4 separate regions of the Homo sapiens genome follow, and all the other regions are linked to region 1. A link is a loop called in an ENCODE intact Hi-C map of the cell type or tissue named here. Cell type or tissue: ascending aorta. All regions are shown on one strand. Each heading gives the region's core, and the rest is flanking DNA. Links, peaks and the distances in the headings are about the cores only.

Evidence for each region. Hi-C counts contacts between places; a loop is a spot of excess contacts. Peaks named below come from ENCODE experiments on the same cell type or tissue, not always from the same donor. Only the 100,000 strongest peaks of a DNase experiment are listed, where the experiment ranks them.
Region 2: a loop joins it to region 1, with 12 times the contacts of the local background. A loop is called at or near these places in 52 of 110 quality-filtered maps.
Region 3: it touches region 1 in a loop (5-fold over the local background); 44 of 110 quality-filtered maps call a loop at or near these places.
Region 4: a loop joins it to region 1, with 3 times the contacts of the local background. A loop is called at or near these places in 31 of 110 quality-filtered maps.

What each region holds. Positions count from the first base shown.
Region 1 is chr3:30,690,667-30,696,694 of GRCh38, forward strand. It overlaps TGFBR2 (transforming growth factor beta receptor 2), which reads left to right. Exons shown (of 7, transcript NM_003242.6): 7 at 754-3,476. The coding sequence ends at 933. Among named protein-coding and RNA genes, the nearest start is that of TGFBR2, 87 kb to the left of the region's middle. In ascending aorta, for the core only: a CTCF peak has its summit at 3,047 (motif pointing left); no DNase peak of the experiment used is centred there; H3K27ac peaks cover 2,172 bases.
Region 2 is chr3:30,038,790-30,044,817 of GRCh38, forward strand. No RefSeq gene overlaps it. Among named protein-coding and RNA genes, the nearest start is that of RBMS3-AS1, 110 kb to the left of the region's middle. In ascending aorta, for the core only: a CTCF peak has its summit at 3,653 (motif pointing right); a DNase peak (open chromatin) is centred at 3,662.
Region 3 is chr3:30,515,278-30,521,305 of GRCh38, forward strand. LINC01985 (long intergenic non-protein coding RNA 1985) reads left to right here and starts at 3,591. Exons shown (of 3, transcript NR_147054.1): 1 at 3,591-3,680. In ascending aorta, for the core only: a CTCF peak has its summit at 2,979; a DNase peak (open chromatin) is centred at 3,134; H3K27ac peaks cover 4,656 bases.
Region 4 is chr3:30,441,019-30,447,046 of GRCh38, forward strand. All of the region lies in intron 4 of LOC101927995 (a long non-coding RNA gene), which reads left to right. It overlaps LOC105377013 (a long non-coding RNA gene), which reads right to left. Exons shown (of 4, transcript XR_940683.2): 2 at 2,654-2,738; 3 at 1-136. Among named protein-coding and RNA genes, the nearest start is that of LINC01985, 75 kb to the right of the region's middle. RefSeq lists a silencer at 1-253. In ascending aorta, for the core only: a CTCF peak has its summit at 3,408; no DNase peak of the experiment used is centred there; H3K27ac peaks cover 4,297 bases.

The DNA of each region.
Region 1 (6,028 bases), core at 489-5,488:
CTGGAAAAGGCAAAAACTACAGAGACAGTACAAAATCAGTGGCTGCCAGAAATTTAGGGGAATGGAGGGAGGGATGAATAAGTGGAATGCAGGGAATTTGAGGGGCAGAGAAACTATTCCGCATGATACTATAATGGTAGATACATGTCATTATACATTTGTCAAAACCCCTGGAATATACAACACCAAGAGTGAACCCTAATGTAAACTATGAATTTGATTGATAATGATACGTCAGTGTTAGTTCATCAGTTATAACAAATGTACCTCATAGATGCATGCATGATGTCAAGGTGGAGAAGGCTGTGCCTTTATGGGGAAGGGGTTTTGTGAAAACTCTCTGTACTTTCCACTCAATTTTGCTGTGAAGCGAGAACTTCTCTAAATAGAAAGGTGTTGAAATGATATTAAGGGCCACTACATGGGGAATTTTCAGGTGTTGGGAGTGTTAGTGTACCCCAGAAGCCCAGCAGAGGATCATTGTGCTGTCAGGACCTATTGTGATCAGATAGCACCAGAGCCAAAAAGTATGGTAGGTTTTGAGCACAGCTGCCACCAGCACAAACCCCCCACCACCCTTTCCACATGGAACTGGCTGGCCTGCAGCAGCAGGCACTCAGTCAGCACATGTTAAATGCACAGGCACTTTTGGACCCTGCTTGCACTCACTATAGCAACAAGGTCAGCAGGCCACCTTGCCTTCCGCGGAGCCCACCAACTCATGGTGCCCTTTGGATCTCTTTCCCGCTACAGGGCATCCAGATGGTGTGTGAGACGTTGACTGAGTGCTGGGACCACGACCCAGAGGCCCGTCTCACAGCCCAGTGTGTGGCAGAACGCTTCAGTGAGCTGGAGCATCTGGACAGGCTCTCGGGGAGGAGCTGCTCGGAGGAGAAGATTCCTGAAGACGGCTCCCTAAACACTACCAAATAGCTCTTCTGGGGCAGGCTGGGCCATGTCCAAAGAGGCTGCCCCTCTCACCAAAGAACAGAGGCAGCAGGAAGCTGCCCCTGAACTGATGCTTCCTGGAAAACCAAGGGGGTCACTCCCCTCCCTGTAAGCTGTGGGGATAAGCAGAAACAACAGCAGCAGGGAGTGGGTGACATAGAGCATTCTATGCCTTTGACATTGTCATAGGATAAGCTGTGTTAGCACTTCCTCAGGAAATGAGATTGATTTTTACAATAGCCAATAACATTTGCACTTTATTAATGCCTGTATATAAATATGAATAGCTATGTTTTATATATATATATATATATCTATATATGTCTATAGCTCTATATATATAGCCATACCTTGAAAAGAGACAAGGAAAAACATCAAATATTCCCAGGAAATTGGTTTTATTGGAGAACTCCAGAACCAAGCAGAGAAGGAAGGGACCCATGACAGCATTAGCATTTGACAATCACACATGCAGTGGTTCTCTGACTGTAAAACAGTGAACTTTGCATGAGGAAAGAGGCTCCATGTCTCACAGCCAGCTATGACCACATTGCACTTGCTTTTGCAAAATAATCATTCCCTGCCTAGCACTTCTCTTCTGGCCATGGAACTAAGTACAGTGGCACTGTTTGAGGACCAGTGTTCCCGGGGTTCCTGTGTGCCCTTATTTCTCCTGGACTTTTCATTTAAGCTCCAAGCCCCAAATCTGGGGGGCTAGTTTAGAAACTCTCCCTCAACCTAGTTTAGAAACTCTACCCCATCTTTAATACCTTGAATGTTTTGAACCCCACTTTTTACCTTCATGGGTTGCAGAAAAATCAGAACAGATGTCCCCATCCATGCGATTGCCCCACCATCTACTAATGAAAAATTGTTCTTTTTTTCATCTTTCCCCTGCACTTATGTTACTATTCTCTGCTCCCAGCCTTCATCCTTTTCTAAAAAGGAGCAAATTCTCACTCTAGGCTTTATCGTGTTTACTTTTTCATTACACTTGACTTGATTTTCTAGTTTTCTATACAAACACCAATGGGTTCCATCTTTCTGGGCTCCTGATTGCTCAAGCACAGTTTGGCCTGATGAAGAGGATTTCAACTACACAATACTATCATTGTCAGGACTATGACCTCAGGCACTCTAAACATATGTTTTGTTTGGTCAGCACAGCGTTTCAAAAAGTGAAGCCACTTTATAAATATTTGGAGATTTTGCAGGAAAATCTGGATCCCCAGGTAAGGATAGCAGATGGTTTTCAGTTATCTCCAGTCCACGTTCACAAAATGTGAAGGTGTGGAGACACTTACAAAGCTGCCTCACTTCTCACTGTAAACATTAGCTCTTTCCACTGCCTACCTGGACCCCAGTCTAGGAATTAAATCTGCACCTAACCAAGGTCCCTTGTAAGAAATGTCCATTCAAGCAGTCATTCTCTGGGTATATAATATGATTTTGACTACCTTATCTGGTGTTAAGATTTGAAGTTGGCCTTTTATTGGACTAAAGGGGAACTCCTTTAAGGGTCTCAGTTAGCCCAAGTTTCTTTTGCTTATATGTTAATAGTTTTACCCTCTGCATTGGAGAGAGGAGTGCTTTACTCCAAGAAGCTTTCCTCATGGTTACCGTTCTCTCCATCATGCCAGCCTTCTCAACCTTTGCAGAAATTACTAGAGAGGATTTGAATGTGGGACACAAAGGTCCCATTTGCAGTTAGAAAATTTGTGTCCACAAGGACAAGAACAAAGTATGAGCTTTAAAACTCCATAGGAAACTTGTTAATCAACAAAGAAGTGTTAATGCTGCAAGTAATCTCTTTTTTAAAACTTTTTGAAGCTACTTATTTTCAGCCAAATAGGAATATTAGAGAGGGACTGGTAGTGAGAATATCAGCTCTGTTTGGATGGTGGAAGGTCTCATTTTATTGAGATTTTTAAGATACATGCAAAGGTTTGGAAATAGAACCTCTAGGCACCCTCCTCAGTGTGGGTGGGCTGAGAGTTAAAGACAGTGTGGCTGCAGTAGCATAGAGGCGCCTAGAAATTCCACTTGCACCGTAGGGCATGCTGATACCATCCCAATAGCTGTTGCCCATTGACCTCTAGTGGTGAGTTTCTAGAATACTGGTCCATTCATGAGATATTCAAGATTCAAGAGTATTCTCACTTCTGGGTTATCAGCATAAACTGGAATGTAGTGTCAGAGGATACTGTGGCTTGTTTTGTTTATGTTTTTTTTTCTTATTCAAGAAAAAAGACCAAGGAATAACATTCTGTAGTTCCTAAAAATACTGACTTTTTTCACTACTATACATAAAGGGAAAGTTTTATTCTTTTATGGAACACTTCAGCTGTACTCATGTATTAAAATAGGAATGTGAATGCTATATACTCTTTTTATATCAAAAGTCTCAAGCACTTATTTTTATTCTATGCATTGTTTGTCTTTTACATAAATAAAATGTTTATTAGATTGAATAAAGCAAAATACTCAGGTGAGCATCCTGCCTCCTGTTCCCATTCCTAGTAGCTAAATCCATTTGCCTCATTTGGTTATTTTGCAATTTATGCAGAAAACGTCACCAAGTAAATAATCTCCAACTTTTTCATACTGTCTTTCTCAACTGACAGTCTCACAGTCCTTAAAAAAAAAAAAAAAAAAAAAAAAAAGTCACAGAAGCTCAGTAATATGAGATGAAGCAGATGCTGCTCATGGCCTGCCTGCCATGCTGGCGTCCTGGCATGATGTCCCTCTGAATGCCCAGAAGACCTCTTCCCACAGTCTCAGGAGCTGCCTCTATCCACATGGCTGTTTCTTGCAGGGATTTTCACAGCCAGTGTTTCTACCGCTTCTTCTATTTTCTCTATTCCTCATACTAGCAAGCTGTTGGCTCTCTTCTTGACTCTTGTCATATTCCATGCTTCCCTTTTCTACCCAGATACCACATCCATTTGGTGCTTTTAATTGATTTACATGAATGGTGAGATGAATATGCCTTAGGAAATTGTCTCCTGGTCATTTCTTGTGACAAAGTGCACGAGATTTTCTGCCTGAACTTCATGCTACCTGTTTTGGAATCTGAGAGATTCTGTAGCTTCTTCTTAGTTATCGACTGGGTTCTAAATAGTTAATGTCATAGTGCCTGCACCAGGGTATTTCAACCTTAGCACTGCTGACTTATTTTTGCATTGGATAATTGTGTGTTGGGAGGGAGGGAAGCCGTCCTGTGCACTGTGGGATGTTTAGCAGTATCCCTCGCCTCCACCCACTAGATGCCAGTAGCACCCACCCCACAGCTGTGACAACCAAAAATTTCTCCAGACATTGCCAAATGTCCCCTGAAAGACAAAGTTCCTCTCAGTGGAGAATCACTGAGCTAGATGATGTGGTCCTACTGTGGGCCTTAGTTATAGTCTTGTCTTTATTAGTAGCAATTTTAGTGGTTACTAACTGTAGAGGTTACCTGCTCCTCTATTTGCCAGCTTTGTGATCTGGGCAAATTACTTAACCTCTCCATGCCTCAGTTTCATCATGTGTAAAATGAGATTTTACAAGCCTCATCCTATACAAGATAAAATTGTGGTAAGAAGACACATTAGGCTTTTGAAGATGGGTCTTGAACTTTTTGGAAAGCCTTCACTACATGCTGGCCAGTGTTAAGTTGGTTTAGTATGCCAAGGACTGCTTAGGCAAAGAAGCAGATTTTTAGGTACAAACCTAGAGAGCATTTACAACAGAGGAAAATGGGTACAGTCCCCAGGTCTGCAGGACAGGAAACGTGGGTCCTGTGTGAACACATAATCGGGGGAGAGCGCTCATTCACTGAGTACTCGCTATGCCATCGGATTGAATCCTCCACTAGCTCGGTGAGGTACATACTATGCCCATTTAACAGATGAGGAAACAGATGGTCAGAGAGCTCAGATAAGAAGCCCAGGGTCTCACCATGTAGAATCTGGATGCAGGGCCAAGTTGTCTTGGAACTGGAATTTGGAACACCTGACATGCTTGGTTCTTTATTTCCTGCTGTTTCCTGAGGGAACTGACCTGCCCAAGCAGGACCAAAAGGCTACCCCATGAAGAAAAGCTCTGCTACTGGATCATTGTTCTCATCTCTCTCTGGGTCTCTGCTCAGTGGAGGCAGAAAAGGTGCTTTTCCATTTCTATTGCCTGACTTCCTCTCCATTCACATGGTAAGTGTTGTCTACATGCTTGCTGAGAGAACAACTGGAAGATGAGTGAATGTGTGTAGACTGTGTTTCCTAATGTGTGAAATGTGTACTGGTATCTGAGATGATTTAAGATTGTGCCACCTTTATAAAAATAGATCCACCTTTATTTTAGTGGATCATTAACATACATTAGAAAAAAATCATTAACACAGCCTGGGCTTTCACAAATAATATTGCTTGAAATATGGCTGAGTTTAAAAACTTGAATTGATTATTAAAATACATTAAGTAGACGACACTCATGCATGACAACTACAGGAGGTGTTAATAGGAATAATTGAAGTTAGGGAGCTCTACCCAAGGAGGCAAATTCATATTAATTCCTAACATTTATTGAGTACTTGGTAAGTGCCAAACACTATTCTCTGTTTTACCTTATCTGCTTAAATCCTCTCAACAACCCTGCGAAGTATCTTACCTCCATCTTATAGAGGAGGAAACTGAGGCAGAGAGCAAGGTCTAGCTAAGGGTCGCAATCATTAGCATGAGAATTTGAACTGAAGCAGTTGGACTCCAGGGATCAAACCCCCACCTTGAACACAAGATAAAGCTGGAGTTAGGGGGTAACAACGTGGAGCCTCTGGAGAGCTCAAGGGTTTTTGATTCAACAGTCCAAAATGAGGAGGCAGATGCAGTTAGCACTGGAGAGGAGGGAGTTACCCATGAGGGAACCCAGGGAGGAAAAGTTATTCCTCAAATGCACATGGGCTCCGGGCTGCAGCCCAAGAGCTTCAGCCAAAACAGGAGCCAAGGTCTTCTAACCCCTCTCCCTTCTTCCACGCTTTGTTTTGCTGGGGTTATTTTAGTTCTTGCTACTGCAAGGTCAGGAACATTCCCAACTGGCAATTGGTCTC
Region 2 (6,028 bases), core at 644-5,643, 650 kb before region 1:
CATTCTGACTGGTGTGAGAATTGTAATGTTGATTTACATTTCTCTAATGATCAGTGATGTTGAGCTTTTTATCATGTTTGTTGGTCACATGTATGTTTTCTTTTTAGAAGTATCTGTTCATGTACTTTGCCCACTTTTTTTTTTTTTTTCTTGTACATTTGTTTAAGTTCCTTATAGATGCTGGATATTAGACTTTTGTCAGATGAATAGACTGCAAAAATTTTCTCCGATTCTGTAGGTTGTCTGTTTGTTAATAGTTTCTTTTGCTGTGCAGAAGCTCCTTAGTTTAATTACATCACAGCCAGGCACGGTGGCTCACACCTGTAATCCTAGCACTTTGGGAGGCCGAGGCAGGCAGATCACCCAAAGTCAGAAGTTTGAGACCAGCCTTGCCAACATGGTGAAATCCCATCTCTACTAATAACACAAAAGTGAGCCAGGCTTGATGGTGGGCACCTGTAATCCCAGCTACTTGGGAGGCTGAGGCAGAAGAATTGCTTGAACCTGGGAGGCAGAGGTTGCAGTGAGCCAAGATCACACCACTGCACTCCAGCCTGGGTGACACAGCAAGACTCTATCTCAAAACAACAACAAAAAATTAGTTTAATTAAATTTTATTTGTCAATTTTTGCTTTTGTTGCAATTTGCATCTTTTTTGCAATTGCATGTCTTCATCATGAAATCTTTGCCCATGCCTATGTCTTTGTCATGAAATTTTGCCCGTGCCTATGTCCTCAGTGTTATTACCTAGATTTTCTTCTAGGGTTTTTATAGTTTTAGGTTTCACATTTAAGTCTAATCCACCTTGAGTTAATCTTTGTATGAGGTGTAAGGAAACGGTCCAGTTCCAGTTTTCTGCATATGGCTAGCCAGTTCTCCCAGCATCATTTATCAAATAAGGAATCCCTTCCCCATCGCTTGTTTTTGTCAGATTTCTCAAAGATCAGATGGTTGTAGATGTGCAGTCTTATAAATGAGTTCTCCATTCTGTTCCATTGGTCTATGTGTCTGTTTTTGTACCAGTACCATGCTATTTTGGTTACTGTAGCCTTGTAGTATATTTTGAAGTTGAGTAATGTGATACCTCCAGCTTTGTTCTTTTTGCTTAGGATTGTCGAGGCTACACGGGCTCTTTTTTGGTTCCATATGAATTTTAAAATAGCTTTTTTCCATAATACCTATGTCAATGGTAGTTTAATGGGAATACCAATGAATCTATAAATTACTTCGGGGAGTTTGGCCATTTTGACAATATTGATTCTTCCTATTTACGAACATGAAATGTTTTTCCATTTGTTTCCTCTCTGATTTCCTTGAGCAATGCCTTGAGTAGTTCTCCTTGAAGAGGCTCTTCACTTCCCTTGTTAGCTGTGTTCCCAGATTGGCACCACATGGCACTTACTCGAAAATTGATCACATACCTAGAAGTAAAACACAGCAAATGCAAAAGAACTGAAATCACAAGGAACCATCTCTCAGACTACAGCATAATCAAATTAGAACTTAAGATTAAGAAACTCACTCAAAACCACACAACTATGTGGAAATTCAGCAACTTGTTCCTGAAAGAGTCCTGGGTAAATAATGAAATTAAGGCAGAAATCAAGAAGTTCCTTGAAACTAATGAGAACAAAGAGACAACATACCAGAATCTTTCGTATGCCGCTGAAGCAGTGTTAAGCGGGAAATTTATAACATTAAATGCCCACATCAAAAAGCTAGAAAGATCTCAAATCGACACTCTAACATCACAACTGAAAGAACTAGAGAACCAAGAGCAAACAAACCCCAAATCTAGCAGAAGACAAGAAATAACCAAGATCAGAGCAGAACTGAAAGAGATATAGACATGAAAAAGACTTCAAAAAATCAACAAATCCAGGAGCTTGTTTTCTGGAAAAAATAAATAAATAAAATAGACTGCTAGCTGGACTAACAAAGAAGACAAGAGAGAAGAATCAAATAGGCAAAATAAAAAATGATAAAGGTGATTTCACCACTGACCCTCAGAAATACAAACAACCATTGGAGAATACTCTAAACACCTTTATGCAAATAAACTTGAAAATCTAGAAAAAATGGATAAATTTCTGGATACGTACACCCTCCCAAGACTGAAGCAGAAAGAAGTTCAATCCCTGAATACCAAGAGCGAGTTCTGAAATTGAGGCAGTAATATATAGCCTACCAACCAAAAAAAGCCCAGAAAAAGACAGATTTACAGCTGAATTCCACCAGAGGTAGAAAGAGGAGCAGGTACCATTTCCTCTGAAATTATTCTAAACAATTGAAAAGAAAGGACTCCTCCCTAACTCATTTTATGATGCCAGCATCATCCTGATACCAAAACCTGGCAGAGATACAACAACAATAAAAGAAAACTTCAGGCCAATATTCCTAATGAACATCAATGTAAAAATCTTCAATAAAATACAGGCAAATGGAATCCAGCAGCACATCAAAAAGCTCATCCACCATGATCAAGTTAGTTTTATCCCCGGATGCAAGGCTGGTTCAACATATGAAAATCAATAAATGTAATTTATCGTAAACAGAACTAAAAACAAAAACCACGATCATCTTGATGGACACAGAAAAGGCCTTCGATAAAATTCAACATCCCTTCATATTAAAAACTCTCAATAAACTAGGTTTTGAAGGAACATACCTCAAAATAATAAGAGCCATATAGGACAAACCCACAGTCAATATCATACTGAATTGGCAAAAGCTAGAAACATTCCCTTTGAAAATCAGCACAAGACAAGATTGCCCTCTCTCACCACTCCTATTCAACATAGTATTCGAAGTTCTGGCCAGGGCAATCAGGCAAGAGAAAGAAATAGAAGTTACTCAAATAGGAAGAGAGGAAGTCAAATTGTCTGTTTACAGATGACATAATCCTCTATCTAGAAAACCCCATTGTCTCAGTCCAAAAGCTTCTTAAGTTGATAAGCAACTTCAGCGTAGTCTCAGGATACAAAATCAACGTGCAAAAATCACAAGCATTCCTATATACCAACAACTGACAAGCAGAGAGCCAAATCATGAATGAACTCCCATTAACAGTATTATTTATGAATAGGGCCCAAACCTACAATGGTTGTGAAAATGGGCAAACATGCTGCAAATCAAGCTTGCATTCACAATAGGTCTCATTTTTGGTGGTGGTGTTATTTTACTTGTTTGTTTGTACAACATCATTTCCAATGATTCCATTTAAGTAGGCATTTCTCTTACTGGTAGTAAATTTTAGATTATGTGGTTAAAAACACCAAACAAGTCATAAGACTAAGTTATCAAAGACAAAGTTTAGAAATGTTACTACTTCTAAAACTATGGAATTGGGAATTACCAGAATTCTTTTTAATAATTTTTTTTAAAGCACACCTCAAAAATGTATCTATAGAAGCCTCAAATTCTGAACAAATCAACATAGGATGAATATTCAAAAGTAGGGGACTTTCTATTCATTGAAAAATCAAAACAAAACACACACACGCACACACACCCCCCAAAACAGCTGGCATTACACTTCATGGAAGTCTTTCAAATCCTAGGACACATCTGTCTAAAATGAATCTAGATTTCTTTGAACATTGACACTTGGTTTTAAGGATTAAGAGACACGATAGTGATTCTGTTCCACCAGAGGGCACCACAGACTACAATCCAGCAAGCGTGCTTGTGGGTCTGGGTACATAAACTCAATAATTTAAAGCAGCTACTTCTAGGCTTTGCATTTTTCTAACATAGAGAGATTTTTAACTTCAACAATGAGTATTATTGATTTTTCAATAAGGTAGGATTTATTTTAAACACATTAATTTCACTATACACTTCTGAAATTTTTACCCCCACATGGAAAACAAACAAAAATAAAATGGAAACAGTAGCTTAATCTTACATGTATATGTGTACTTCCATGAGGTTATTTATTTCCAAGTCCGGTAATGGAAAGCTGTTTTAGATACAGTAACTCTATGACAAAGTCCACCTAAAATTTTGCCTCTTGGGATTCATCTGGGAAAAGTATTTGGAATTTGTGGGTTCTGTAGAACAGGTTCTAATATCCAAGGAAACTACAAGAAGCAAGGCTTTCCCCTCCAGATGTTTCTTAGCACTAGAAATAAAATGTGTCCTTCCATTTCCAACTCAGTAGGGCTTTGAGAAACTCCTGCCGCCTTCAGCACAGAGGATGCCCCAGCCCATCGCCTATTGAAAATCCAGGCTTTGCCTCAAATCTCTGACAATCAAATGCTTTCAAGCTATTCTTTAGTTTGCTTCAAATGCTGGGCCTATAAAGACAGATTTACTTATATTCCCTTTGTACTCTGAGGAGCAAATTTTATCAGCTGAAAGCTCGCTTGCAGTCTCCTTTGAGTGTTCAGTAAGCCAAACTGCTTGTGAAGTATAACCCCCATGACTGCTTTCCACAGACTGATTAGGACTGAAATAGTGAATTTGAAAATGCAGCACCAGTTGAAATTCATGGGCTGACAGAGGATCACAGCTGATCATAATTTCTCATGTGAAAATGTGATTTCCCTCCCCCTGTTTCCTCTTGGTAAGCTGCTGAAAAGTATTAAGTGAGTTTCCTAGCCTGTGGTCAGGGATGTCTGCACTTGTGCTGCTGGGGAGACACAATTAGGAGGAACAAAGGTATCAGAACTCCAGGCTCTGACTTTTTAGGCTTACCAAGAGATAGCTTTCAGGCCTATGAACTGATGAATCCTATACCAAGGGGTGCAGGAGGAGGGAAGCAAATACTCTTAAACAGCTTAAGCCTCTCCCCTAGTTTAATATATTTTCCACAATCACTTTGGATAACAACATGATCTTGTATCTAATGCTATCTCACAGACAACACAGCTTTGAGGCTGAGTGGTCATCGAAATCCTGAAAGCGCCCTCCCACCTTCCCGGAGACTCTGGATAGTTACCCTAATTGTTTCTATTTTTATATAGCAATTAACAAATTACTAAAATTTGTTAAGAGAGTAAGTCCGAATGTTAAATGTTGCTACCAAAAAAACTGAAACAAAGGAATATAAGAAAAATAAATATTTTATAATTTTAAAAAATTATTAAACCATTTAAATATATAACTAAATGGATATTCCACAGAGCATTTAATTACTTTGTTAGCAAACATAATTTTTCTTCTGGCTCCCCTCCCCTTTCCCACAATATCATGTTTTTCTTATTCTAATCCTGCCCAATGCTACACTATTTTACATTTTCTACAAAATCTAAATCCTCCCCTTACAAAATTTAATTTTATGAGAATTCCTGCCTGCTACATGTTTGAGCGATTTAATGGGGAACATGGCCTCTCACACTGGGGCCCCAGATTAACGTAAATAGTAAATAGAATTGGCAAGTTGTAATTGATAATTCAAAACTCTTGGTATGGGCATTCAGTCTGAGTAAAGCAGTATATTCTTTTGCACTGGAATTACAGAAAACCAGTGTGCTTACATTGATCAGAATCTATTTGGTAATTAAGTGTTTCTGACTCATATAAATAGGAAACGAAATGGTTACTAAGAAAATATATGGAGTTCTCCATCACCCATTCATCCCTACTCTTCTAATTGCTCTCTGGCCCTCCTTCCCTTCAAAGTATTTAAGGATTTGAAAGAGATGTTTGTTATTCATTCATACTTCTCATTTCCCACTTTCTCCACAACCCCCAGAGATTGATTCCTGCTTCCAAACCTACTTAATCCTTGTATGTGAAAGCTACCAATGACTTTCTAGTTGCCAAGATCAACATAGAAAAGTTTTCCTGTCCAAATTCGATTTGCCTTTCTCTAACATCTGGCATCATAGAGTTTCTTCCTTCACTGATTCTCTCATCTGATTTAACTTTCTGTCTCTGGTTGTTTCCTCTCTGCCTCTTCCTTCCTCCTTTGCATATGTTTACACATTCTCTTGGGTTCCATGCCAATTCTTTCTTAGTCTATGCGCCCCCTAAATCACCTAATCCTGACTTCAACTACCATTTAAGTAATGACATTATTGAA
Region 3 (6,028 bases), core at 427-5,426, 180 kb before region 1:
TCCCTGTGTCATTTTCACCATAGGTGTGTAGCACTCCCAATCCCAGGTTCCCCTGGGCTTTCTGTAACAGAAAGCATCTTTTTGGATTTTGCCCTGCCCAGGTTGAGCTCCTGGCTTTAGACTTTCTCTTTCCTTATTAAAATTGCTTCTTTCTAGCAAGCTCTTCGACCCAACTATCTAGCGATTAATTTAATAAATTAGTCTAGTATTTCCAAGAGGGTGTGGTAAATTATTTAAGGTAGTATATGGACAAACTATTTTAATAGATATAACTAATTTTATTGTTTTTATGATTTATATAACTAACACATGAAATGAATAGTTTAATAGTTACTATTGCTTATGAGAAGGCTGAAATTCAAAAACTAAGTTAGTTTAAAAAAATGTTAAATAAGGATACAGGTAACACACAAATGTAACACCCAAAACAAGAAGAGAAATCCTCAGATATGATGATGGTCAGTTCTATGTGCCAATTTGTCAATGCTGTTGCACCAGTGATTCAATCAAACACTAATCTAGGTGTTGCTGTGAATGTGTTTTGTAAATATGAATAGCATATATAATTAGTTACTTTTAAGTAAAGGAGACTATCATCTCTAATGTGCTTGACCCTGACTCTGTCCACTGAAAGTCCTTGAAAGCACAGGTGAGCTTTTCTTGACAAGGAAGAAATTCTTCCTGTGGACTGTAGCATCAACTTCTGCCTAACTTCAAGCCTGCCCTTCCCAATGGTCTACCCTGCGGATTTCAGACTTGTCACCAGCCTCCACAATCATAAAAGACAATTCCTTGCACAGATAGATAAGATAGATAGATAGACAGATAGGTAGATAGATATCCTACCAATTCTTTTTATCTGGTATAACCCTGAATGATATATCCAATGACTGAAGTTTTGCTTAAGGTTTTCCTGGCCTACAGTAACTGCATATTAACTCTAACTTTCTGGAAATAATGCTTAGAATCAGAACTTGACTTTATTGTCAACTATTATTGTTGTAAATAAAAGTGAGATATTAGTATTCAAAACTTGACAAGATACCATTGCTCCCTTTTCCTGCTTTTACCCACTTTATTTGTATTGGCTTGTGGATAAGAGGTCCCTGCCAAAATGTGTCAACTGGCATAGGAAGAGTAATTTATTTCAGCTAGCATATGTAACCTGACTCAGTAAAACGGTGCTGGTACTTGATAACCACATGTGCTGTCAAAATAGAGGTGCAGCTTAGAATCCTAGGATCCTGGAGAATTCAAGCTCCACCAAGCTCTCATCAGAATAACTTGAAATGTTATTTAAAATGGTGTTTCCTAGACCATCCGTCTCAGTTCTGCTACAGAAGACCCAGATTTTTACAGGCTTCCCACATGATACTTACAATGCTTTAGGAGTTCCCTAGTGGACCTGCAAAATGGTTCTGTCTTTACATTTTTAAAATTTTAGGATTCTGTAACATAGTGTATTTGAGAAATCTCTGTTATAGCTACAAGGACCCCAATATTTAGAATCCACTTAACTAGTCTGTGTTAGGTTGATTTAGTGACCCCAATTTTTTACTCCTCCCTATATCACACCCTTGCCATAGTAACTTCATAAATGAAGTATATTTTCACACTGCTTGGTACTAAATACTCATGAATGAGGCATATTTCCACACTCCTTGGCTTAGGGATTGGTCATGTGACTTGCCTTAGCCAATGGCAGGTTGTCCAAAATTGACCAGTGGACCCTCAATGTAAAACAAAGCCACCCCAGCCACCATGGCCTGAAACTGAGCCTCCCCAAACAACACACAGCTCTATGAGGACAAATAATTATTATTTTAAGTTCCTGAGTTTCAGAGGTGGTTTATTACATAGTGTTATTGCAGTGATCACTAAATGATACATAAACTAATTCCCTAACAGTATGGAGGAGGCAACTGAGGAACTAAGAAGCAAAGTGACTCCTACAGAGCCTTAATCCAAAGGAAAAACTCAAAATGGTAGGACTTTCATAGCAGGCCAGAAGAACACATTGATAAAGAGGTTTTCTTCTCCTTTTTTTGAGACGGAGTCTCACTCTGTCACCCAGGATGGAGTGTAGTGGTGCGATCTTGGCCTACTGCAACCTCTGCCTCCCAGGTTCAAGCGATTCTCCTGCCTCAGCCTCCTGAGTAGCTGGGATTACAGTCACGTGCCACCATAACTGGCTAATTTTTTTTGCATTTTTAGTACAGGCAGGGTTTCACTATGTTGGACAGGCTGGTCTCAAACTCCTGACCTCTGGTGATCCACCTGCCTGGGCCTTCCGAAGCGCTGGGATTACACGCATGGGCCACCACACCCAGCTGATAAAGAGGTTTTCAACATCCTTCCTTCCAACCACATGAAGTAGGCTAGCATCTTCAGATTGATACACCTTTGGAGTAGCAGCATCTTTCCCATCCACAAAACATCACCATGCTGCTCAGCCATGGAAACAGCTGAAGTTCAGTGGGACCACCTTATGGTCTGTAAGATGGGAGGTTGGTGTCCTTCCACCTCCTCCAATGACCTCAGTTCAGTTACTTTCAAACAACCATATACTAGCTGTTGAGTTAAAAACAAATACCACTAAGCCTTATTGCCTTGAGCATGGCATCTTTTATGCCAACCATTAAGATTTATATATCCAAATGCCTTTATTTAATACCTCAAGAAAACATCTTGCCTATTGGACAATTACCTACAGTAGTTAATTTTGATGGAAGGAAATTAGAGTAGAACTGTTTATTATAATCATGTCCAATTAGGACTCAGATTTGGAATTGCTCACTAAGACTCAAGAGTGTTTGAGCTGATTCATTGATTACAATGCTATGAAGAAATTACAAAAGGAATCTAAATGCCCTTGAGAACCTAAGGGACATTTGTTAATGCCAGTACATGTCACAGAGCCTGGAGCTTTATATTTCCACAGGGTTTCTTGGAAACCCTATTTTGCCAAATACCTTGAATTCACGCCCAAGCATTCTTCCTGTTCACAGCCACATGGTGGACCCAGTGCTGAAGGGAGATTAACACTGCAGTTTTCTTGCACAAGGCTCAGACTACACAATACTAAAAAATAAAAAGATAAACATGATTCTAGGCACATTCCGTGCCTCATCTCCATGGCCCAGTTCCTGTTATCCATAAGTAGTTTTAAAATAGTCCACGTTGTTCAGTCCTGCAAAATCAACAGCACTGGAAAGTTGGCAGGTATACTTGTTTAAACAAAGCTCCCAAGTTTTCTGCTGGCAGGTGTTTCCAGAGTTCTTGGAGCACAATTCTTTGGATAGGATATTTGCCAATATACATAGCAACAGGAAAGAAAAAGTGTTTTCCTTTACCACATTGGAGACACTGAAATGCCTTAGATGCAAAGCTGGATATTCAGTTCAGAGGGTTTTTTTGGCTGCAGGTCAAGAATAAATAATAATGAGATCCAGCATCTCTCTGCTCAGAACTCTGATGGGCTTCAGAGTGGAATGAGATCACTTATCAAATTGGCAACAGGTCCTCTCTGGCCATCTCCGTATAGTTTGACCCAATGAGTTTGGTTCTCCCTTCTTTGTCAATTCCCCTGTCTCCTGAATGTCTCATTCTCAAACTAATTTTGCTTGAAATTGTGGCTGGAGATGGTATGTTTGAAACTTAATATGATGAACATAGAACAGGTAAGACATTATTCTTCCCCCATTCATTCCTAGTCATTGATTTTAGTTACATTTTTAAGTCCAGCTTTCCAAAACTGAAACATGGGACTGCTTTAAAAGCACATGACTAATTTCATAATCTGTTCCTTTGCAGTTGGATTGGTTCATAGTTGCTTCCCTCAGATTCATTCTCTGAGCCATTCAATTAAGATCAGCCTTGGTGCTGGAACCCCACAAGAGAGAAGTAATACCTTGTCTCTTACCCTGAACTGCAAAAAACTAAATAGAAGATTAAAAAAATAATAATAAGCAAAGCAAGACTAAAGTCTGAGGAGGGGAAACACAAGCAAAGTAGGGAAAGGTCTGGGGGAGAAGTTTTTAAAACTTAAAGGAAGTCAAAATGTTTCTGGCTTAGAAGGTACTTAATGGTCATTAAATTGTAACTCAGTGAAAATTAAGAGTTTTAAGTTCCGCCTACAAAAATGTAGAATACCAGGCAATACTAAAAGTTACTGTAAGTCTTTTTTTTTAGTTACGTGCTAATGGAAAATGTGTATTGAATTTAAGTTCTTTCGTTTTTGTATTAACTGGCCTCATCTTGGGGTTCAATTAATGCCTCTGTCTGTATGATAACTTTCCTTCATTTCCCTCATAGTGTCTTGTCTTTAGTATTTTGAGAACTTTCTTATAAGTTTCCAAGCAAAGATACTCTTATAGATGTTCTGGGTTCCGAATGGGCCATTTCAGTAGAGTCTAGATGTAGCTGAGGGCCTTCTCTCAGAAAATTCATCTGTTTTGGGAAAAAAAAAAAAAAAAAAAAAAAGCCTGGGTGCAGTGGCTCACTCCTGTAATCCCAACACTTTGGGAGGCCGAGGCGGGCAGATCACTTGAGGTCAGGAGTTCAAGACCAGCCTGGCCAACATGGTGAAACCCCATCTCTACTAAAAATACAAAAAGTAGCCGGGCATGGTGGCACACAACTGTAGTCCTAGCTACTTGAAAGGCTGAGGCGGGAGAATCATTTGAACCTGGAAGGTAGAGGTTGCAATGAGCCGAGATCACTCCACTGCAATCCAGCCCGGGCAATAGAGCAAGACTGTCAGAAAAACAAAAACAAAACAAAAAAACAACTAGCCATTCAATTGACAGAGAGAAAACTAATTTTTTTCTTCAGTTTAACTGTAGAACCGTGGCTACAAAAAGAAATCACATTGGTCAGATTCTGAGTTTTTTACTTCAGGAAGACATCTGAGGAAATAACAGTGATTAATAATATAAAACTTGATCAGATAGACCTGAGTTTACATTCCTGCTTTTTACCTACTTGCAGGGTGTTTTAAAAAATAAGGCTGTCAGTTCAATAATGGTGTTGCCTCTCCTAGCTGTGATAATTCGATTCATTTATTAAAATCTCTGGGCTTTGGTTCCTCAGTGATAAAACAGTCAAGATGAGTAGATGTGATTGGAAGAATTAAATGAAGTAGTATAGTCAAGAGCAGACCCCATAAAGGCGATTTGATTAGAATGGCCACAAATATTTGACTGCAACTTTAAGATCACCATACTTTTTAACTTTTATGTGTTTTCTTTCATGAGTACTAAATATCTATTGTAGGGAAATTAGAAAATACAGAGAAGTAAAAATAATGAGAATTACTTAATCACTTATAGAATCACTTGCCAGAAATAATTATTGAGAATTCGATTAAATCCTATCAGACTTAATCATAAAAAATCAAAATGACATCAGATTGTCCCTGAAATGTTTAATTTTCACCTTTTAGAGTATCTGCCTGATCTCTTTTATGAAAGTGAGTGAAGAAAGTCATAAGAAATTGATTTCTAGGAGGTAAACCAGGAGAAAGAATCCTGAGAAGATTTGGGAGGAAATGAACTTACTGTTTGTTTGTTTTCACAAAGGAAGAAATGTTGCGAATTCCAGGCAGAATATTGTTTTCTGCCAGATCCTTTCCGGAAAAGGCAATAGTGCTAAGGCAGGGTTTCTCTCAGAAAAATAGCAAGCCCTGAAGGATTTCTATTGGGTAGGTTTCACTAAAAATGAGGAATCAATATTGTTTTTATTGTCAGCTCCCAGTGACTGAATTGGAAAGGACTGAGAAAGCAATAACTTCATTTTTCAAAAGTTGCCTCCCTTTTCCCTTCTTTCCCTTCATTAGGATAATTTGTAAAAGCTTTTTGGCTCTTTCTGTGGTCTCTATTACCAAAAGATCTGAACAATTATTTTTGAAAATTTACCCCTAAAATCTATTTGATAGTAATGTTTTAATGTAATATCTAACATATTGCTTCATCATATTTGGAATATCCATAGCATAGCTAAAATTTTTTGAGTGTTCTGTTTATGCGTA
Region 4 (6,028 bases), core at 696-5,695, 250 kb before region 1:
GCACACAAAGTTCTTGGCAAAGCTGGATTTGCAGGAGTTGGAACAGCAGTGTGGTTTATCAGCAGGTTGAAAGAAAGAGACTTGACGATTGTGCTCTGCTTCTCACTCCTTCCCCAGGAATGTCTTTGTTATGACCCTGTGGGTTATGGCAAATGTAATTTCTGTCACCAGAGAAAAGGAAAGCAAGGAAAGGTGCCAGGAAAGAGAGACGGACATTTTTTAAAAATACCTATTATGAACCAGGCTCTGTGCTAGATAATGGAGACACAAAGGTGAATTATGGACACGTTTGCAACTTTGAATTGAATTATGGACAGGTTTGCAACTTTGACTCTGATGGAGGAGGCATATGTGTTCATAACAATTACAAGAGGGTGTGATACGTTTTATTAGAGCTGGAAGGTGACTTCGTTTTGTTCTCCCAATCATATTGAAGGGAAAACCCCATAGCACAGCCGTTAAAACCATGAGCTGCAAGCTCAAATTGACATGAAGCTTTAATACCAGCTCTGTCACTGGCTACATGTGTGCCTTTTCATAATTACTACTATTATCAAATCCCTCTTGAGTTTCAGTATCTTTATCTGTAGCACAGGGTTGGGGTGGAGAAGGGTGTAGCAATGGGGGATTATCATAAGAACTAAACCAAATAATACAGGCAGATATGTACTTAGGGCTTAGAAGACAGTAAGACTTAATAAAAATTATTTTCTCCTTTCATTATCCTTCCCATTTCACCAGTGAAAAATCAGGCCCAGGTATCTGTGCCTTGCCTAGGTTTGCAGGAGCTGATGAGAACAAAGGCAAAACTTGAACTCACATCTGATATGGAGCTCAATGCCTTTCCCTGGGCACAAGAGATGAAATTGTTGAAGCGACTCTGTCATGTTGTATGACCAGAGAGATGCACTGCTGTGTTCCAATGTTTTCCCTCTCCACATTTATCACTGACATTTGAAACTTCTTCTTTTCCTCACTTTGGAGATTACAGACGTTCCTAAATATCACAGACTGTCTTCCATTGACTCTCTTTTAAATCTGCTCACAGAAGAGCAAGATTTAAGTTTGTCCCTACCCTAAGGAAGGCCTAGTGAATCAGAGAATAACACGTTTTTTTCCTTCCATCCACATTCCATATGCCAAGAGATCCAGCATGTGAAATCCCATTGAAAATTCGCTTTCTCAGTCATTCAATAATCCAAATAGCTTTTTTTTCAGTATTTGTTTATGTGACAGGCACTGTATTAAAGGTTAGGGTTATAGCTGGAAAAGATAAAATCCTTGCCCTCAGAGAGCTTATATTCTGTTAAGGAAGTAAAAAATAAACATGGAAGCAAATAAATATATTCTGTATTTTTAAGCAGTAAAAAGTGCTGTAAAGAAAATAAGGCAAGGTAGTAAGATGAAGGGTGAGGGCCGGGCATGGTGTCCCATGCCTGTAATCCCAACACTTTGGGAGGCCAAGGCAGGTGGATCATTTGAGGTTAGGAGTTCCAGACTAGCCTGGCCAGCATGCTAAAATTTCATCTCTACTAAAAATACAAAATTAACCAGGTGTGGTGATGCATGTCTGTAATTCCAGTTATTCTGGAAACTGAGGCAGGAGAATCGCTGGAACCCAGGAGGCAGAGGTTGCAGTGAGCCAAGAGAGTGCTGCTACACTCCAGCTTAGATAACAGAGTGAGACTCCATCTCAGAAAGAAAAAAAAAAAAGATGAAAGGTAAGGGTGGAGAAGACTGGTTTGAAATGAATGTTCAGGAAAGACCTCTCTGACACAGTCACTTCGAAAAGAGACCGAAATGAGAAGATGAAGCCAGCCATTTACATTTGTAAACAAGGATATAGCACGTGCTAGGAAATATGGCCTTAGCTTGTTCAAGAAACAGACTAGAGAGTAGCCAGTAGGGCTGAGGCACTGTGAACAAGTGGTACGAAATGGGATTCCCAGAATGAGGTAAGGGCTAGATCAAGAAGAGTCACCCAGGCCAAAAGAGAGAGTATGGATTTTATTCCAAGTGTGATATAAAGTCCTGAATAGTCTTAAGGTTGATATCAGCCTTTGTGACTGCTTTGTGGACAATGGATGACAGGGAGACGAGGGTAGGAAAAGGAAGACCCAGCTAGGAGTCAACTGCTATAGTCCAGGTCAGATATGCTGGCGAGTTGGACCAGAGTAAAAAAAAAAATCTCAAGTTTTCTGTGAACTAAGGAATTATTTTGTATTAACATTATTTAACATTTGAGACTTTACTTGAACACTTTATAAAGCAGTGATCCTATATCAAGGATATGGTAAAACCTGAGTCTTCAAGGTTTAAAATGAGGTGACACTTAAGAGGGAAATACACTTTGAGGCTCCTCTCACAATTTGACTTCTAAAATGCCTACACCTCAGAGAAGCACCTTTTGAAGTCTACGCTACTTGAGTCCTTGTTCTAAAATCTGGCATTATTTCTCTTGTTTATTAAAAATCTAAGTGATACAAATTTTGTGCTGACCTTTTTCCATTATTTTGAGAAACATAGAATATCCTACTGTTCACAAATCAATAATCCTAGTTTGACTCAATTTTGTAAAATTCTCTCTCTCTCTCAGACACACATACATACACCAACACACAAAACAAACTATTAGGTTTCAAAGAATACTCACAAATGGTCCCTTTGCTAGAAGAAAAAGGTAAGTTGTGAGAAAAGCTTCCTTGAAGAACTTCCATCAGTTAGAGTGATAGAATATCCTGCAAGTATTCAAAGAGCAGAAATGATTTTCACATACTGTCACTCGGCAAGTTAATGTATGTGTAAAAAAGGAAATACCTATTCGCCAAGAAACAAAATCCTCTAAATTGCTACTGTCTTTGGCTATATTTTGAAGAATAAACCACAAAAATGAGCAATACCCAACAATTGATTTATGGCTTCTACTCACAAGCCATTCAAACCGCAGACATTCAGCATTAACTGCTACAGAGATAAATCTGGTCAACAACTTGATTGGCCTCTGGGAAACCATCGTGGTAACAGATGAAGGCCCTCTTTTGCCTCAGACTGAAGCAAGGTTGCAATGTTGAGATTAATTTTTATAGGCATATAATCTTCCTCTTTATTAAAGTTATTAATATTTTCTTTCACTGAAAGATACTACAATATTGTCTAAACTAATCTTAAACCAAGAGGCCTCATGGAGGGAGTCCAGGAAAGGTTTGAAAAAAATACATTAGGTCTCTTAAACTCTAATGTCATCTGTAAGTGCATTTCTTAGAGGCTAAGTCCCATTCCTTTTAAGTACACAAGAGTGTATGACTTGAAACACATAAAAACAACTGCCTTAAAACCAATAAAGCATCATGTTTTCTCTTTCCTTTTAGTCCTTCAAACTCCAAATTTTAAAAATAGATTCCATCCGGTGGAGGCAGCAAAACATTCTGTAGCTAAACATGACCTGAATAATTTTCAGAGGTCTAAGTAGAAAATCTTCATCTTGTATCCAAGACAAACAACAGGGCATGGGGTAATAGAGCAGTCCAGGGAGAAAAACATATCCAAAGAGCTGAAGCGTGTCACACCATTTGGAGGATTATAGGAAGTTTTTGCTTTCAAGGTGATTATAAAGCTTGTCTTTGGGGTGTATGTGCACTGTCTTTGGAGACCACTCCCCCTACCCTTAACACAGAGTGCTTCTAATTTCATGATCTTTAAATCAAGAAACAGCTATGTTTCAATGTTTGGATGCTGTCAGTTTCTGTGACATATTGTGTCAACATGGTGTCAAAAAATGTGGCAATTGGATAGACTAAATTTTTCTGTAACCTTGTGGTTCTTTTTGACACACACACGCACACACACACACACACAGACCCTCATAAACACACCTGTTCTATGAGTGATGGCATGTGCCAGTTCCAGGAGATAGTGTAGTGGGCTTACTAAGCCCATTATGCTATGCAGTTATAATTCAAATATCTACTCACTGTCCTTGGGAAGGCCTAATTCAGGCTGAGATATTAAATGTTCTGTTTACATGTTAGAATTCCTTCTGTAAGAAGGTTGTGTGTTCTTAAGAAATGATAATTGAGGTGATGGATATCTCAATTACCCTGATTTGATCATTACACATTGTATGCATGTATCAAAATATCACATGTACCCCATAAATATGCACAACTATTATGTATCAATAAAAAGAATTAACTTTTAAAAAGAATATTATTTGTTCTTAAAGTGTATGTGTCTTTTTTTTATTATACTTTAAGTTTTAGGGTACATGTGCACAATGTGCAGGTTAGTTACATATGTATGCATGTGCCATGCTGGTGTGCTGCACTCATTAACTCGTAATTTAGCATTAGGTATATCTCCTAATGCTATCCGTCCCCCCATGTGTCTTTTAAAAGTAGCTGCTTATTGATTAGGAGACCAAGCCACATCAGGAGGAACATGTAGACCTGACAGAAGAAATGCTGGAGGGTTAGTTTCAAAGAACTATTTTCTTTGAAGATTGTTCAATTTCCCCCTTAAGGTATCATTTTAGTTTGAATTAACCAGACAGAAAATAAAATGGTGAGTACTGTGATTACCTAATGTAAACATGGAAGGCCAGTTTACATTCTTTGAATGGAGATGGCTATTTCCCATGAAGAACATGAATGTCCTCATTTCTACAAGTCCTAGGGAAGAAAAAACAAAAGACAAGTCCCCCATTGAGGGAAATGAGGACTCTTTTTCCTTCTTCCTGAGCTCAAGAGAAAGTTGGGAGCCTATCTTCAAAGCAGCATAGAAACGACCAGAGCATCCATGTGGAGGGACATGAGGGTGGCCCCTGAAACATCGAGGCAAACCAAAGCCAAGGGAAGAGTCAGGGAAGGGAAAAGCCATAGGACAAAGACTCAAAATTATTGTTCAGAATCCAATCATATTCTCTGCGTTGTAGTTTCCTGCTGTTGTTTTCCAAACCTTGGTCTTAATTGTCCTTTGGGGAATTAATAGAGATGCCTGTTCCATTGTTAGGGTGAAACAGTACTGAGGAAGGAGATATGAAGGAGATGTCTGGTACAGTTGACAAGTGAAAACCATGTGGGAATCATAGAACATGTAAACAATCCCCTGGCATTCTCCGATATGCCTGGAGGGGGGATAAAATAAAAGACCAGACTTTCCACAGTCACTCAGGACAACAAGTCAGATTGTAGATATTTGAATATTAAAGGAAAAAGAGACCATAAAGAACTTGGTTATGTAAGCATATACTGGAGAGGGGAGTGCAACAAAGACTCTAGGGTTCAGTTACTACTAATGGCAGATTTCATCTCCTGAGCACCTACCCACCATACATCACACAGCTTCCATAAACTGCCTCATTCAGTCCTCACAAGAACATGATGGGTATTTTCTAATTGACAGAAAACAGTCTCAACCCACTTCATTGACTCTCTTACATTTAACTTTTCAAAATCCCAAACTGATAAAATCATTCAGTCGTGAAATGGAACCAGGCAATCTTTGGAGCTAGACACACCAGGCTCCACATTCTTGCTCTACCATTTATTAAATCAAGACTGTGGGCGATAGAATTAACCTACTCAGATGTGAGTTTTCTTTTCTGTAAAGAGACAGTAATAGAAGTACATTGTGTGGGTTACGTGAAATAACACCAGTATCCCTAAAAATGTACATTCCCTTTTCACTTCTTTCTTTACCTCCAAACCTTACATAAAGTGTTGTCTGTCACCTCTGGCAGTGCATCTCAAACTTCGGTAAGCACAGAAACCACCTGGCAACCTTCTTAAGATGCAGATTCTAGGTCAGCTGGTCTGAGATTCTGTATTTCTCACAAGCTCTCTGGTGGTGATGGTGCTGCTCATTTTCAGACCACACTTTGTGTGATGAGTACCTTTGGCATAGCTCTAAATGCCTTTCCCCAGAATTCACTGTTTGGTCCTAACCTGCTCTTCTACTGCCAGTACCTCTCCTTCCTCTCAGTCCTTGATTCCTGATTCCATTAGCCACTGTTGAAACATAGCTCATATTT